Regions from separate parts of the Homo sapiens genome. Here regions 1, 2, 3 and 5 are each linked to region 4. The links are chromatin contacts, found by Hi-C or POLR2A ChIA-PET in ENCODE. All regions are on one chromosome and are shown on one strand. Each heading gives the region's core, a stretch centred on a gene start or an enhancer-like site at or near the end of the contact. The rest is flanking DNA. Distances are from core to core; before and after follow the strand shown.

What was found. Hi-C counts contacts between places; a loop is a spot of excess contacts on that map. ChIA-PET counts read pairs that join two places held with the same protein, here RNA polymerase II (POLR2A). Pooled maps may share reads with other maps.
Region 1: a pooled map shows a loop between it and region 4 (10-fold over the local background). The contact joins the promoter of PANK1-AS1 here to the promoter of STAMBPL1 in region 4. A Hi-C loop is called at or near these places in 7 of 37 single-sample maps with no recorded cell type and 9 of 50 pooled maps. POLR2A ChIA-PET finds 5 or more read pairs at or near these places in 1 of 52 experiments (OCI-LY7).
Region 2: a map with no recorded cell type shows a loop between it and region 4 (4-fold over the local background). The contact joins the enhancer-like site here to the promoter of STAMBPL1 in region 4. A Hi-C loop is called at or near these places in 1 of 168 maps with a recorded cell type or tissue (OCI-LY7), 2 of 37 single-sample maps with no recorded cell type and 7 of 50 pooled maps.
Region 3: a loop to region 4 is called in a map with no recorded cell type, with 8 times the contacts of the local background. The contact joins the enhancer-like site here to the promoter of STAMBPL1 in region 4. A Hi-C loop is called at or near these places in 4 of 37 single-sample maps with no recorded cell type and 8 of 50 pooled maps. POLR2A ChIA-PET finds 5 or more read pairs at or near these places in 1 of 52 experiments (activated T-cell).
Region 5: a map of OCI-LY7 shows a loop between it and region 4 (4-fold over the local background). The contact joins the enhancer-like site here to the promoter of STAMBPL1 in region 4. A Hi-C loop is called at or near these places in 1 of 168 maps with a recorded cell type or tissue (OCI-LY7) and 6 of 50 pooled maps. POLR2A ChIA-PET finds 5 or more read pairs at or near these places in 2 of 52 experiments (OCI-LY7 and activated CD4-positive, alpha-beta T cell).

Annotation. Positions count from the first base shown.
Region 1 is chr10:89,642,710-89,645,409 of GRCh38, reverse strand. It overlaps PANK1-AS1 (PANK1 antisense RNA 1), which reads right to left and starts at 1,296. Exons shown (of 5, transcript NR_184344.1): 1 at 1,211-1,296. It overlaps PANK1 (pantothenate kinase 1), which reads left to right and starts at 168. Exons shown (of 7, transcript NM_148977.3): 1 at 168-810. The coding sequence starts at 519. RefSeq lists silencers at 165-644, 1,345-1,394.
Region 2 is chr10:88,063,330-88,066,029 of GRCh38, reverse strand. No RefSeq gene overlaps it. Among named protein-coding and RNA genes, the nearest start is that of PTEN, 200 kb to the right of the region's middle. Within about 2 kb of position 1,374, at least 15 of the 41 ENCODE cell types and tissues checked have a DNase peak (open chromatin) inside an H3K27ac peak, as active enhancers do.
Region 3 is chr10:88,270,592-88,273,291 of GRCh38, reverse strand. The region is part of intron 1 of LOC101929727 (a long non-coding RNA gene); the gene reads right to left. It also overlaps a transcript of RNLS not described here. Among named protein-coding and RNA genes, the nearest start is that of RNLS, 310 kb to the left of the region's middle. RefSeq lists an enhancer at 1,642-1,691. Within about 2 kb of position 1,356, at least 7 of the 41 ENCODE cell types and tissues checked have a DNase peak (open chromatin) inside an H3K27ac peak, as active enhancers do.
Region 4 is chr10:88,878,943-88,881,642 of GRCh38, reverse strand. STAMBPL1 (STAM binding protein like 1) reads right to left here and starts at 1,398. Exons shown (of 11, transcript NM_020799.4): 1 at 1,005-1,398. It overlaps LOC124902551, which reads left to right and starts at 979. Exons shown (of 1, transcript XM_047426134.1): 1 at 979-1,909. The coding sequence starts at 1,221. The coding sequence ends at 1,748. RefSeq lists an enhancer at 690-799 and a silencer at 1,380-1,509.
Region 5 is chr10:88,107,012-88,109,711 of GRCh38, reverse strand. No RefSeq gene overlaps it. Among named protein-coding and RNA genes, the nearest start is that of PTEN, 240 kb to the right of the region's middle. Within about 2 kb of position 1,316, at least 5 of the 41 ENCODE cell types and tissues checked have a DNase peak (open chromatin) inside an H3K27ac peak, as active enhancers do; they include OCI-LY7, where a contact is called at or near this core.

The DNA of each region.
Region 1 (2,700 bases), core at 47-2,546, 760 kb before region 4:
GGTTCGCTCCTTTCGCTGTCTCTCCCAGACCCATCTGGTTTTCACATCGCCATACAAAGCCCAACCCGCCCATCTCCTCTCTGCAAGCCCAGAGAACTTGATTCCCCATGTTGAAACTCGTCGGTGGCGGTGGCGGGCAGGACTGGGCATGCTCAGTGGCGGGGACCAGTCTGGGAGGCGAGGAAGCCGCGTTTGAAGTCGCGCGGCCTGGGGATCAGGGGAAGGCGGGCGGCGGGAGCCCCGGCTGGGGGTGCGCGGGGATCCCCGATTCCGCGCCCGGGGCTGGCGTGCTCCAGGCCGGCGCCGTGGGGCCGGCGCGCGGGGGGCAGGGCGCAGAGGAGGTGGGGGAGTCGGCAGGAGGAGGGGAGGAGCGCCGGGTTCGCCATCCCCAGGCGCCGGCTCTGCGGCTGCTGAATCGGAAGCCGCAGGGAGGATCCGGGGAAATAAAGACGCCGGAGAATGACCTCCAGCGAGGCCGCCTGAGCCGGGGCCCGCGCACAGCCCCGCCAGCCCCCGGCATGGGCGACCGCAGCGGGCAGCAGGAGCGCTCGGTCCCGCACTCTCCAGGGGCCCCCGTGGGCACCAGCGCCGCCGCTGTGAACGGGCTGCTGCACAACGGCTTCCATCCGCCGCCAGTCCAGCCGCCGCACGTCTGCAGCCGGGGTCCAGTGGGCGGCAGCGACGCGGCGCCCCAGCGCCTCCCGCTCCTGCCGGAGCTGCAGCCGCAGCCACTGCTCCCTCAGCATGACTCCCCGGCCAAGAAATGCCGGCTGCGGAGGAGGATGGACTCGGGGAGAAAGAACAGGCCGCGTAAGTCCCGCTGGGAGGGGAGCGCGGGCGCAAGGCAGACGCAGCGTGCGGGGCCCGGGACTGGGAGCGGCTGAGGCAGGCGCCGCAGCACGCCCCGTGCGCCCCCGCGTCTGCGGTCGAGGGACTGCACAGAGTAGGTTCCCGGGACTGATTCTTTTCCTAGGGGACATCAAGCACTACAGGTCTTTGCCTGAGCCTGCCCTTTGCTCGCTTCTATCAGTAGAACGAGGATTGGACACGAAGCTTGAGCGGGTCCCTAGGTCAAGGATATATAATAAGCGAACGCTCTGTCCGCCCTTCTAATTGGTGGCTGGGAAAACGCAGGTGTGTGAACATTTGCTGGGGTCCAGGAGTGAGGATAAAGTGGGCGGCACACCGAGGGTGCTCTCTCCTTTCTCACCCCTCTCGCTTCTCTGAGCGCGTCCTACTGGGGTTGCCTGCCCTTTGAATCACAGAGTAGCCAGCAGCGTCTCGGGTCTATTGGAGAGCGCAAGTCTGGAGGCGTGGAGTTTAACTACCCCCCAAAATCACAGCCTATTAGAAGCTGTTTCTTCACGGCCAATGAGAGGGTTTTTTGGGAGGGACACACCCACTGATACCATGTGGGCCGGAACTATGTGGACCAATGAGGATTGGAGGTGGATTTTTTTTTTCAACGAAGGGGGAGGTTGAGTTGAGGGTTTGTAATTGTAATGTACACCGGAGAAAGCCGAAGTGCATTATTTCACAATCTAAAGCTTGTATATATAATGGTAGTTTGTAAAGTGTACCTTCCCCACAGGACGCTGTGGGATGTAAATTTGTAGGTCGAGTTTACAGCTGGTTTTTCTTGACTGAAGCTCATTCAACTGGTTACTTCTTTGTGGGTGTCTTTAATGAAGCTTATAAATGGCAAAAAGCAAAGTAAGTACAGTAAATGCTAATAAATGACTGCATTTGCATAGAGGTTATGCTGTTCGATATAGGGAAATTGTTAAGTAGGTTTTGGATTTCTGTGAAAGTTTAATGTTTGGCAAATAACACCTTCACTTTTCCCTGTTTCTATGTCTTTTTGACTCTTAGCTTTTCTGTATTGGATTAAGGTTTCTAAGACCTTGGAAAGCCCTTTGACATGACTGTGGGTGACTCTGGTACTTGTATTTTGTGGGTTTGAAATGTTAAATTTGTAGGTTAAGATTTTGTGTGGAACTTTAAAGCCAAACAGCAGATTTGGCTACAGTTGTAAGGTGTAAGGTTGTAATCTAGCACCTGAATTTTTATTTGCTTTTGTTTTTGATACTTGTTAGAAAATGACTTTCATTAGTATTAATATTTTAAAAGTCAGGACTTAATATTGATTACCTGTGATTTATAAACCTGTTTCACTTATTTTGAAGCTATACTTCAGTTATTTCTCTTATCTACATTGACAGATTGTACTAGAGTTTGCAATGAAAATAGCTAAAATATAATGAAAGGGAGCTTCTAGCTTAATCTTCTATGTTTAATTGAGGATATAACACCTCTTGAAATAACTTCTGAGGAATTGAAAATACACCCTCTAGGAATATCTTGAAGACAGAGAAAAACTAACCTGAGCCTTAACTTGTGCTTGCAAACCCACAGAAATTATTTTAAAATACAAGAAAATGTAACTATCTGCCTGTGTGCTTTGTATCAGAAATTAAAGTGGTTTATGTTTCTTACAGAATAAAAATCCTAGTTGTTTTAAGTTTCATGACCACGATTGTTACTTATAATTTTTAAAAAACGGTTCGTCAAAATTGGATTTACATTATTTACCATGTTTTCTTCTCTCAGATTTGAACAATCATGTCTGAAATAAATTTTACATGTTCCTAGGAGTCACATCTGGCCTTTTCACTACCAAAATTTCTTAGTTAAAAATGG
Region 2 (2,700 bases), core at 125-2,624, 820 kb after region 4:
CACTATAGTAATACTATAAATGAGATCTCTTCCAGAAATAAAGGCAGAAAGCCCCAAGCTCGATGCTAAAGATGTTTGTGACAGAGTTCTGCAAGAATAGGATATTTGCAGTCTCGTCTGCGATAATCATTTCAGAAGTGGCTGCTGATACTGGTAGGTATGCAGTCAGCAATTGTGGTGGAAACGGGGAATGTCTGCTCAAAGAGACAGAATGTGCAATGACTCAAATGATTTCCAGCAATTGTCAATACTATTTGATGTTAGTCATTTATGCTACCTTTTTCTTATTTATAGATTCCTAGCTTTAAATTAACCTCCCTGATATATGGAAGTAATTTGGTCAGTAATAAGTTCCTTTGTTTTGGGTTTTTTGTTGTTTTTTTTTTTTAGGACTATGTGGCAGAGGAGACTCCTGACTTTCACTTCTCTAAATAACCAACAACTCCTCACTGTCCCTGTGTAAAGCTATCATGGCTGTGGGGAAGGAGAGACACTTCAAGGACAGCTCAGAGCAAAGTACCAGTTTAAAATCTTCTCACGAGAAGAGCAGCATCCTTCACTCATTTGTCCTTTCACTGAGGGTGCACTACATGTACTCACTGTGCTAGATATTGGGAATACAGGGCTGAGTGAGACATGGGCAGACTCCCTGAGAGGTAACACTCAGACTACATCTCAAAGGATAACTAGATATCCGCCAATCAAGATGGAGCAGCAGGCCAGGTATACAGGCTCAGCATCACTTTGGGCGTTGCTTTATCTTAAAAAGCTGCCTGAACCACTTAAAGGGACCCACTGCTGCCTTCAAAAGAGTACAGTGATATGCATCTTCCTGAGGTCTTTCTAAGCCACTTCTGGAGCTAGATATATGTTTCTCAGATGTCTCTGAAACAAGGTTTCCAGGCAACTACATCTGAGGCCATTGGTGCTGCAATATGACTGAAAGGAAAGAGGGTGTGTACTTCAACAGCCTTGCTGTAAGCAAGGTGGCTTCATCCCCTCCCCCCACCTGAAATTGAGAAACACAGAAGTGACCACAGTCCTAGGCCACTGTGTGCAAAAATGGGAAATGTCACTCATCAGGTCCTCTCCCACGTTTAACCAGAATCATCAGCCTATAGATTCGGGAACTGAGTGGCTTGACCATTTTGCACGTAAGCCATATGCAATTGGTCCAAAGGAGACCAGTGAGCAACAATTCAATTTAGAGTTCACTGAACTCTCTGGTTTGGGAAGGAAATTGCTAGTAATCAATTGCAGCAAGCATACAGGCTCAGGGCCAGGAAGAGAAAAATCACTTTAATGGGCAAAGCAGATGTTGCTAAATTCATTGCAAAAGTGAGATGGGCACAGAGCCAGGCCTTGCATGAGAGATGCTGATCTGTTCTCCTGAATGAACAAAACAGAGACATTTCAAAAAGGGGGGTTTCTATGAAAGAAGCCAGAGGTCTGTGTCCCTGTTAGAGTAAATAAAAGAAAATGCACCCAGGTGTTCAGGTCCCCCATACCACCACAGGACTTAAAGTTGTTAACATCTTACGAGGATTTTTAAACAAATCCAGAATACTAGCAAAAACTGCCTGGGGAGTCTTCATTCGGTTCTAAGGAGAGTATGTGGTAGAGTAGAGAGAACACGGGCTTTGGCATCAGATCTGTTTCTTCCATGAATTAGTTGCTTCCACCACCAAGAAGTTGTATGACTTGGGCAAAGTTCTTAACACCTCTCAGTCTCAGTTTCCTCCACTGTAAAATGGGCCTAATGTCATTTACCTTATTAGAGCAGTTGTGAGGACTAGTGATAATGTCTGTAAAGTATGGTAGAGAAATGCACTTAAGCAATAACATGTTTTCAGAACCATGAAAAGACTAGTGACACTAGGATGTGGGGAGAATTGGTTAATGACAGGGCAGGGTGGGGTGGGATGGGGAGAATTTCTGGCCCAATATTGACCAGCTTTGGCACGTGCTCTTGGTGAAGGATTACTTCACAGGTCACATGTTTCTTTGCATGCTTAGGCTGATAAAACATCTCTCAAGAATATAAGAGCTCAGCAAGTGTAGGAGCATAGCCCAAGAAAGGTCACTGTGTGTACTTAGAACATTTTCATGGAGTAGCTTCAAATGCAAGCCTCCTAAAAGAGAGTTGATTCTGATTCCCCAAATCTGAAATGTTCTTTACTTACCTAATTCCCACTCATCCTTCAAGGCCCAACCAGAGTCCCTCCTCTGAGAATCATCCCAAATTCCTCTGGAGCTCACCATCTCTACCTACTCACATATTGCCCAGTTTATATCAGCTGCCTTCAATCCTTCCTGGAACAAGACATTAATCCCATTCAGTAAAAACTTTAAATGCTACTTACTCAATTCTTTGGCCTGTCATAGTAAAGTGTCATACACTGATCATCACCTGAATCATGTGGTTCTACCCCAAATACTTAGCAACTTCCTAGAGTTTAGATATTGAACTTGCACTAATTAAAATCTCTAAATCAGAAGGCAGAGAGAGCTGAGGGCTCTGACACTTGACTAGTTGTGTGAGCTTGGGCCAAGTTTCATGGCCTTCTCAAGCCTTAGTTCTCTCATCTGTATACTGGAGATAATAATAGCACCTTCCTCCTAGGACTTGTGTGAGACTTTCGTGAGCTCGGTCCTGCAAAGTGCTCAGCACTACATTGTTAGCTGAGTAGTAACAGTCAC
Region 3 (2,700 bases), core at 107-2,606, 610 kb after region 4:
ATATTTTTTCTGTATTTTCACAATGAGCAGTCAGGCAGCCAATTGGCCTTGTGTTGAGGTGCTCCAGAGGGCAGAACCAAGACTAGCAGCAGTAGGAAAGTGATTGAAGCTAATATCAGTAAGAAATTTCCAATAAGCAGAGCTTTTCAATGTGGAGCAGACCTCTGGGAGTTTCTTTCTGCCAGCCCAAAATGTTTCCAGCAGAGGCTGGGTGACCACCATCCACAGTGATCCACAGTGGGGAGAGGTCACAAGAACAGTGCATCCCAACCCTGGCTGGGCCACAGCATCACCCGAGGGAGGATAGAATGCAGATTCCTGGGCCATGAACCCTATCTACCTGGATTGAAACTCCAGGGCTGGGGTCTAGGGATATGTATTTGCCTTAAACTTCCCCAAGGAATTCTAAAGCAGCGAGACAAAGTTTCTACACCTGAGAATCCCTAGATTAGAGACTTTCAAGGCAGCTTCCAACTTGGAGATTCAAAGCAATTTTGCAATTCAAAGGTCTAGAGACTATTTGAGTATCTATCTTAAAAAAACGAAGACAACAGTATAGATGCAAAGGGAGGCACGGCTGGGGTTGAAGGATGGAATCATTTGAAGATCAATACTTTTTCATTCATTTATTTATTCAACCACCAATGACCAAGAGCCTGTGCTGTACCAAGTTCTTCATGTAAAGCACTTGGGATATGTTAGGGATCAAAACCGTTTCCTGCCCTCATAATGGTCACATTTAGGTCAGGTTAACATAAAACGTAGATTCTTGGGCCCAGGAATGACTGAATTAGAATCCCTGGAGAGGGACCCAAGAATCCATATTCTATAAATGTTCCCAAGGTGCTGCCTGTATACACTAATGCAATGTTGTTTTTCAAAATATGGGCTTTGACTCATAAGTGGTTTGTTATAGTAATTTAGTGAGTCAAGAAGCTTTTTTAAAAAATTAAAATAACAGAAAAAAGAACAGGAAAAGGAAAGGAAAATTAGAATGCTGACACATGGAAACAGTAACTTGTTTCATAAAGCTTCTGTTTCTGTGCCCTGGGCCACAATGTAAACTGGGTTTCAGATGGAAAACCATTGCTAGAAAATATGATATATAAAATACATCACTGCTCTAGTCCTCTCTAACCCCTGCACGCAACAGTTCTGTTTTAGTCCAAATCTGGAGGTGAGATGCTGGGGCACACTGACCACCTTGAGGAGGGACAGGCTGTTCTGGGAATTTGACTCACTGGGAATATCCCTGCTATAATGCCACTTCCTTTTTCTTTTGGATTGAGCCTAGGGCTGCACTCTTGCACAGATGGTAAAGTCTCCAGCACATGTTGCATCATTTTCTCTGGTAGACATGACAGAGCACTGCACACTATCTGTCCTGGCCTTCGTGGCAGAGTTAGAGCCGCATACAGAAACGAACTCCTGGGACCCATTGCTTCCATTTGCTAGGCTGCTTTTTAGGGGAACAAGAGAGCAGGTCTTATACAACCAATTTTCCAGGCCAAGTCCTGGGTATTTGATTTGGGCCCTTCATATCAGGTCAAAACCATATGCAACCCATACTTGGCAACCAAGATGAAAGATACCAATTGTTTTAAATAAAAATGAAACCGGACGGGGTGAACAAACCCACATAAGACAAGCTGAAAAGTCCTCCCAGGCTCTCTGAGAACCCAAGAGCCTGCTGTGCTGAGCAGACCAGGGATGTTCCTGTGGTTTACTTGTTTGCTGTCACGGAAGTTTTGCTGTCACTAAGAAGAAAAATCCAAAGGCTAATTCAGCATAAATGGTCCCCTTGGCTGCACTGAGGGCAGTCACAGGTGAGTCATAAACAGTGTTGAAAAGTAGAGATCCACCCTAGAGGCCTGAGACATGCTGCTTTTATCTCCAGCTCAGAGCAAGAAAAATGTCTCAGAAGGAACTGAAAATGGAATTACTCAAACTGAAAACTGCTGTCCTCACCAGGAGGATTCCTTTCCTGACCCAAGTCTGGGAAGTGCCACTGGTAAACCCCCAGAAATGAATTTGCTCATCAGTGAAGGACAGAGCTAGATATTCTCAGATGTACCCAGTGACATTTTCGCAGCATTAGAAGCCAAGCCTCCTTCACCTCAAACCAAATCACTGAAATGCTTGATTCTGTGCAGCTGTGGTAGAAATGCCCTGTATCAAAGGCAGGCTCCAGTACCACAAGCCAAAGATAAATAACAGAGGAAATGATCAAGACCATGACCTCTTGATGACCCCCTGGAGCTAAATCTTTGCTAGACCTCAGAATATCAAACAGGCCACCAGCCCGCCAAGAGCAGTTCATGAACAGTGTGGAAGCCACCTCAGCCTGCGAGAGCCTGGCTCTCTAGAAACTTGAGACATCCCAAAGGAATTTCTTGTTTTATCCTCCCAAACAGGGGTTTGTTAATTCTTTCTTCAAGTGAAGAAACCCTTTCCAAATAAACGTACCCAGAAAAGGTATTTTCCATTTACTTGGAAGTTGGGGTTGTATGTATCTCTTGTCCGGTGGTGAACTATTAGTATTTTGAAAAGTGTGTTCTCCCACCAACTAGCAAAAAAAATGAAACAGAAATACAAGGGCCTTCTCCTACTGGAGATTTTGATTATAGATTCAAACAGGCAAACATTATGGAGTGTTTACTATTGGACAAGTATTGAGCTAAGTTCTCAGAGGATCCTGAG
Region 4 (2,700 bases), core at 149-2,648:
ACAAATCTACGTTATTGACCTTGACAGGGCCTTAAATCATGAGACCATAAACAAGCATCCTAGTGATATCTATTATGTCTTCGGAAATAGCTTAAAATCCAGGACTTCATGTTATTGTCAGTAATGAGCAAGATGTTTGGAAAGCAGTGTGCTCACTGGGGCTTACTTTGAAAGCTGTCTTTTTTACTTACTACCGAACACTGATTTCCAGGAAGCAAGCCACCCCACCCCACTTCCCAGGCACTTGATTTTTTTTTTCAAACCTCTAGATTGGGTTCCGTTTCCTGAATTACTTATTCCTTACATAAATTTTCTTTTAAACTTCAGCAATTATGGCACCTTAGGCTCTGGGGGTATCAGCAGCGTGGGTTGTTTTAGAGAAAGTTCTGAAAAAAATATGTTTTGGAGACATTCCATTTCTTTGTGCATCTCACTGGGGGCTTTCAGCGAAAGCTTTAAGTTATTCAGGTGAGGGGCAATGTCTTAGTCGCTCATAAAGGGCATAAAAGTAACATCATCTGGAAAGGCATGGCACCTGCTCGGCCGGGGTAAAGGTCCGTTTTTCTAACCCTCGCCCCTCCCTCCTCCACACCGCGCCGCTAGAGACAGTGCAGTGGTCTCTCCCAAGGTCGACATCATCTCCAAGGCTGCAACCCAGGGCTGAACCAAAAAAACAGGCGCACCCACGTATAGGTCACGGCCAGAGTCCCGCCCTGCCACCAGCAGCCAGGTCTTCCTGCCTCCCTATCAAGGTGAAACTAACCCAGAGGGCCCAGCGGAGGGGCGCATACAGGCGGCGCCGATGGAGGCGGCCGATTGCATGACTGGCAGGAAGGAAGCGATCAGCCGCCAAAGTGCATTTTTTCCTCCCCTAGAGCCAGCCCGGGACCGGACGCTGCCAGCGGAAGGGCCGGCGCGCGCCAGGCCACGAGGCAGACGCACCCGCCGTGCGCACTTCCCCGTCCGGTGCGCGCTCTCACTCACGCGCGCGCGCCGCTACTCACTAGCAACCCTTGGTGTCCGCAGCCCGTGTGGGACGGCGACTGCGACGGCTGCCCCCGTGGCTGCCGTGTGGCCTTGGCATCCGTCCGGCTGCTGCAACCCGGGCCGCGGTGGCTTTTGCTGGAAGGCGTTGCAGCGGGGTGATACCGGCACCCGGCGACGAGGCGTCCGCTCGTTTGCCTCGGCCGTGCCTCCTCCCCCTTCTCCTCTGCCGACAGATGGAGCTTTGCTGGTTCCAGTCGCGCGGGCTCCGTGCGTCGTTCTCCTCCTCGCTGTCGGACACCCCAGCGCAGGGGACGAACAGCGTCCTCGCAAGCCCACGCGCAGGCCGGCCGACCCCGAACCTGCAGCAACCGTCCCTGCTGCCGCTGCTGCAGGAAAATAAATTGTCACTGCGATGGTCCCGGCCTCCCCTGCCCCGGCCCCTGGGTGCCGCCTCCGCCTCTGCCTCCGCCCCCTCCTCTGTGGCGGCGGCGGCGGCTTCCCGCATTCTGCAGAAAAAGCTCGCAGGTGGAAGGAAGCAGGGCCCCTGCGGATGGCCTAGAGCCCGAGTGAAGCGGTTGGGTGCGACTTTCGCATCTGAAACCCTGCACGTCTTCTCCCCAGACCGGAACCACCTAAACTCCCTTTTGCTCCACCATCAATTTCACCGAGATGGACAGGAGTGGTGCCTTTTAAGACTGCACAGTACACAAGCCTTGATGCAGCTGACCGTTAAACTGTCACTGGAGTCTGGGGAAGGATAGGGTTTTGGTGAAAATCCCACTTATACTTCATGTTAGGATTCCCTTTTTGATATTTATCCACAACTGGCTACGCCCACTATTAAGCATCTTAGCCCTTCCCCCTACCCCCAATTTGTGTGTACTTGGAAAATAAGAAGTATTAGAATATCTCCTGGATGTTATGTTACTATCACGTGTGGTGTTCTTACTACAGTTCTGGCACTGTGTCAGGCAGTCGGTACACAAAATCTTAGTCCATCTGCCACAACCCTGTATATAAAAGGGACTCATTTTTTGTTTTTGTTTTTGTTTTTTCCATGAACGAGAGACAGAGAAGTAAAATAATTTATCCCAGGTTACTCACCTAGAAAGCAGTAGAAGCTGAAATTTAAACTCTGATCCAACACTGAAAGCTGTTTCTATTGGCTTCACAGGTTCTATTAACTGATAAACATTTTATGGAGACTGCTGCTGCTGGATGAAATAGAGTCGCTTTTCTTGAGCTTGGTTGGGAGCTTACTTCCAAGTGAGAGAAATGGCTGCAGAGTGGGGTGGGGAAACACTGGCTTTTCTTAGTTAGCCTTTCCTCTGGAAACCAAAATTCTAGCCCTGGCTCAGCCACCAACTGAGTTATTTGGTCTCAAGCATTTCACCTTCTTAAGCCTCATCTCCCTGGATTCTTTTTTTTTTTTTAAATGAAGAGTTTGATTGTTGGAGGCAGCCTGCAGCCTTGATTTTTAAGAAGCAACAGTGTTGTTTTGCTTAGTTTTAAGTTGGTTCCAAATGTTGAAGTTAGGAAATTTCACAGAAATTCAGACTTTTCACATTTTCTGTAAAATCGTAACATCAGACATTTGGTCCATGGCGAGTTCTAGCAACCATCAGCTGAAGCTGAATAGCAGGTGTCGCCTTTAGACTGTGAAGACACTCTTCAGTTTTCCACAGTCCCCACCACTCCCATACACCCCCACCT
Region 5 (2,700 bases), core at 67-2,566, 770 kb after region 4:
TTTAACTTTTTGAAAAACTGCCAAATTGTTTTTCTAAAGTAGCTGTACCATTTTTACCTCTCTACCTGCAATGTAAGAGGATTTCAGTTTCTCTACATCCTTGCCAACACATGATATTATCTGATGATGATGATGATCATGATGACAATTGCCATTCTAGTGAATGTGAAGTAGTATCTCATTGTGGTTTTCATTTGTATTTTTCTGATGGCTAATGATGTTGAGCATATTTTCATGTGCTTATTGGCCTGTTTTATATTTTGTTTGGATACATGTTTATTCAAATCCTTTGCCTATTTTTAACTGTATTTTTTTATTGTTGAATTGTAAAAGTTCTTTACATATTCTAGATTCTTATCAGACATATAATTTATAAATATTTTCTACCATTCTATGGGTTGTCTGTTTGCTTTCTTGATAGTGTCCCTGAAACACAAAAGTTGAATTTTTGATGACGTTCAGTTTATTCTTTGGTTGCTTGGGCTTCAGGTGCCATATCTAAGAAATCATTGGCCAAACTAAGGTCACAAAAATTATGTCTTTGAGGATGTTGCCTTCTAAGAGTTTTATAGTTTTAGCTATTACAGTTAGGTCTTTGACCAATTTTATGTTAACTTTTGTATTTAGTGAGAGTCAGAGGGTCCAGATGGATACTTTTGCATGTGGATATCCACTTATCTCACCACACTTGTGGAAAGATTATTCTTTCCCCATTGAATATCTTGGAAAGAAGAAACATTTTTAAGACAATCTTGACCAAACAGTCTGGCCCTGATTAAAAAAAATAATAATAAAACAGCCACCACAGTCTGAGGTATGACAGTCAAGACTGCAGAGATTGGCTGGAATATTTTGTTCCTACCTACGATGTGAAAATTCCATGAGAAGCATCTCAGCCCACCTCTCCTATATATATATTAGTAGGTTTTAACCTTGTTTAGAGTAACTTATCCAATGAGATTGTGGGCTTTTTAATATACATAGTAATATTCTGCTTAAAATGTTAAAAAGTTCACAGACACCCTCAAACAAAAATCCTATCCACAGATCTTTGGTTAAGAATCCCTGCTCTACTCTCCTTCCCACAGAGTTCTACCATTGCCAAGGCTGAAGCGACACCCCTCAGTGCAGCTGACTCACTTTGTGTTCTATTTATTTGTTTGTGTGTAGCCCTGATCTCTCCTTTAAGCTCCACAGTGCCACCTAACTCCTAGATATGTGTACCTTGTGCCCAGGCATCTCCAGCTCAACACATTCAGCTCATCATCTTCCCTCCCCCCACCCAGCTCATACCCCCACTTCCCTTTTTCTGGTCACAGTGCTGTTCTTCCCATCACGCAGGCTCAAATCTCAAAGTCATCTTCACTTCTTCTTCCTCTCACCACCCCTCCCCCAACAGCTAATTCAGTCTCCAGGTTTATATAGTTGTTCCTTTAGCCTAACCACCTGTCAGTACCCTGCCTAGTCCAAGCTCCTATTCTGAGGCCTGGGCTGATGCAACAGATGTCTCTGGCCTTGCTCATTTCTTGCCTTTGGGTTCTATACTTTCTAATTTATTTGAGTGCCAGACTTAACAGGTGAAAGGATAGTTCTGAGCATTTCCCTCTCTGGCTCAGAAAATCTTAATGGCTTGTCGTGGTCCTCTAAATGCAGTGCAAACCCAACTGGTCAGAAGTCCAAGAGCTTCCATTCTCTGACTGCAGCCAACCACCTGGCTTCATCTCCCGACTCTCCCCAGACTCCATGTCCCAGCCAGTAGTGGCACCAGTGACATTATTTGCACCATCATGCCACTTACCTTCACTCACTGCCCTGCCACCATTCTTGGCAAGCTAACCCTGCTGTGCCTTCAAGCCCAGCCCACTGTGATTGCCTCTATGAGGACTTTCCTGATTGCTGCAGGAGGACTCACTCATCTCTCATAGTAATTTACTTATTTTTATGTGACTTTTGCCATTATTGTGCATCTGACACCTCTCTTAGCACACAGCAAAATGCCTTGAGCAAAATGCTTCCTTAATGAATATTGGTCACATTCAGCAGTGATTCTCATAAGGGAATGTGAATCAGAATCACTTGGGGAACTTTTCAAAATACCCCACTTTGGGACCCAGACCTCAATATTTGAAAAGTTTCCACTGATGATTCTGATGTGCATCACTAATTTGACTACTTGTCAAATTAACAAATGATGGTAAAAAATATACTGAACATCTACTATGGGCCAGGCACTGCATATGCATTATCTCATTTAATCCTCACAGAAACTCTGGGGTGGGGTGGGGGAGGTGGTATTATTATTTGTCCATTCTTCAGATGACGAAACTTGCGCTTAAAGAAACTAAATGCTTTGCCTTAGGTGGGTCATGTATAAATAAATGAAGTAAGTGAAATGAAGGTCTCTAAAGGTCACTTACAATCTATTTGAGAAATTTAACAGTAATTTCCCAAGAAAATCTATGTTCAGATTTAATAATTTTGAGCTGGTTTCTCATTTTCTTAGCTTTGTGACCTTAGACAAATTACTTGCCCTATCTGAGCATGTTTCCTCTTCTGCGGAATGAGCATTATACCTACTATTATTGTAAGGTAGAAGGAAGGATTCAGTGAGTTACAATATGTAAAGTACTAAGTGCCTACACACAGTAAACGCTCAATAGGTTAAGCTATAACTATCATTATAACTATTTTTATTCCAAA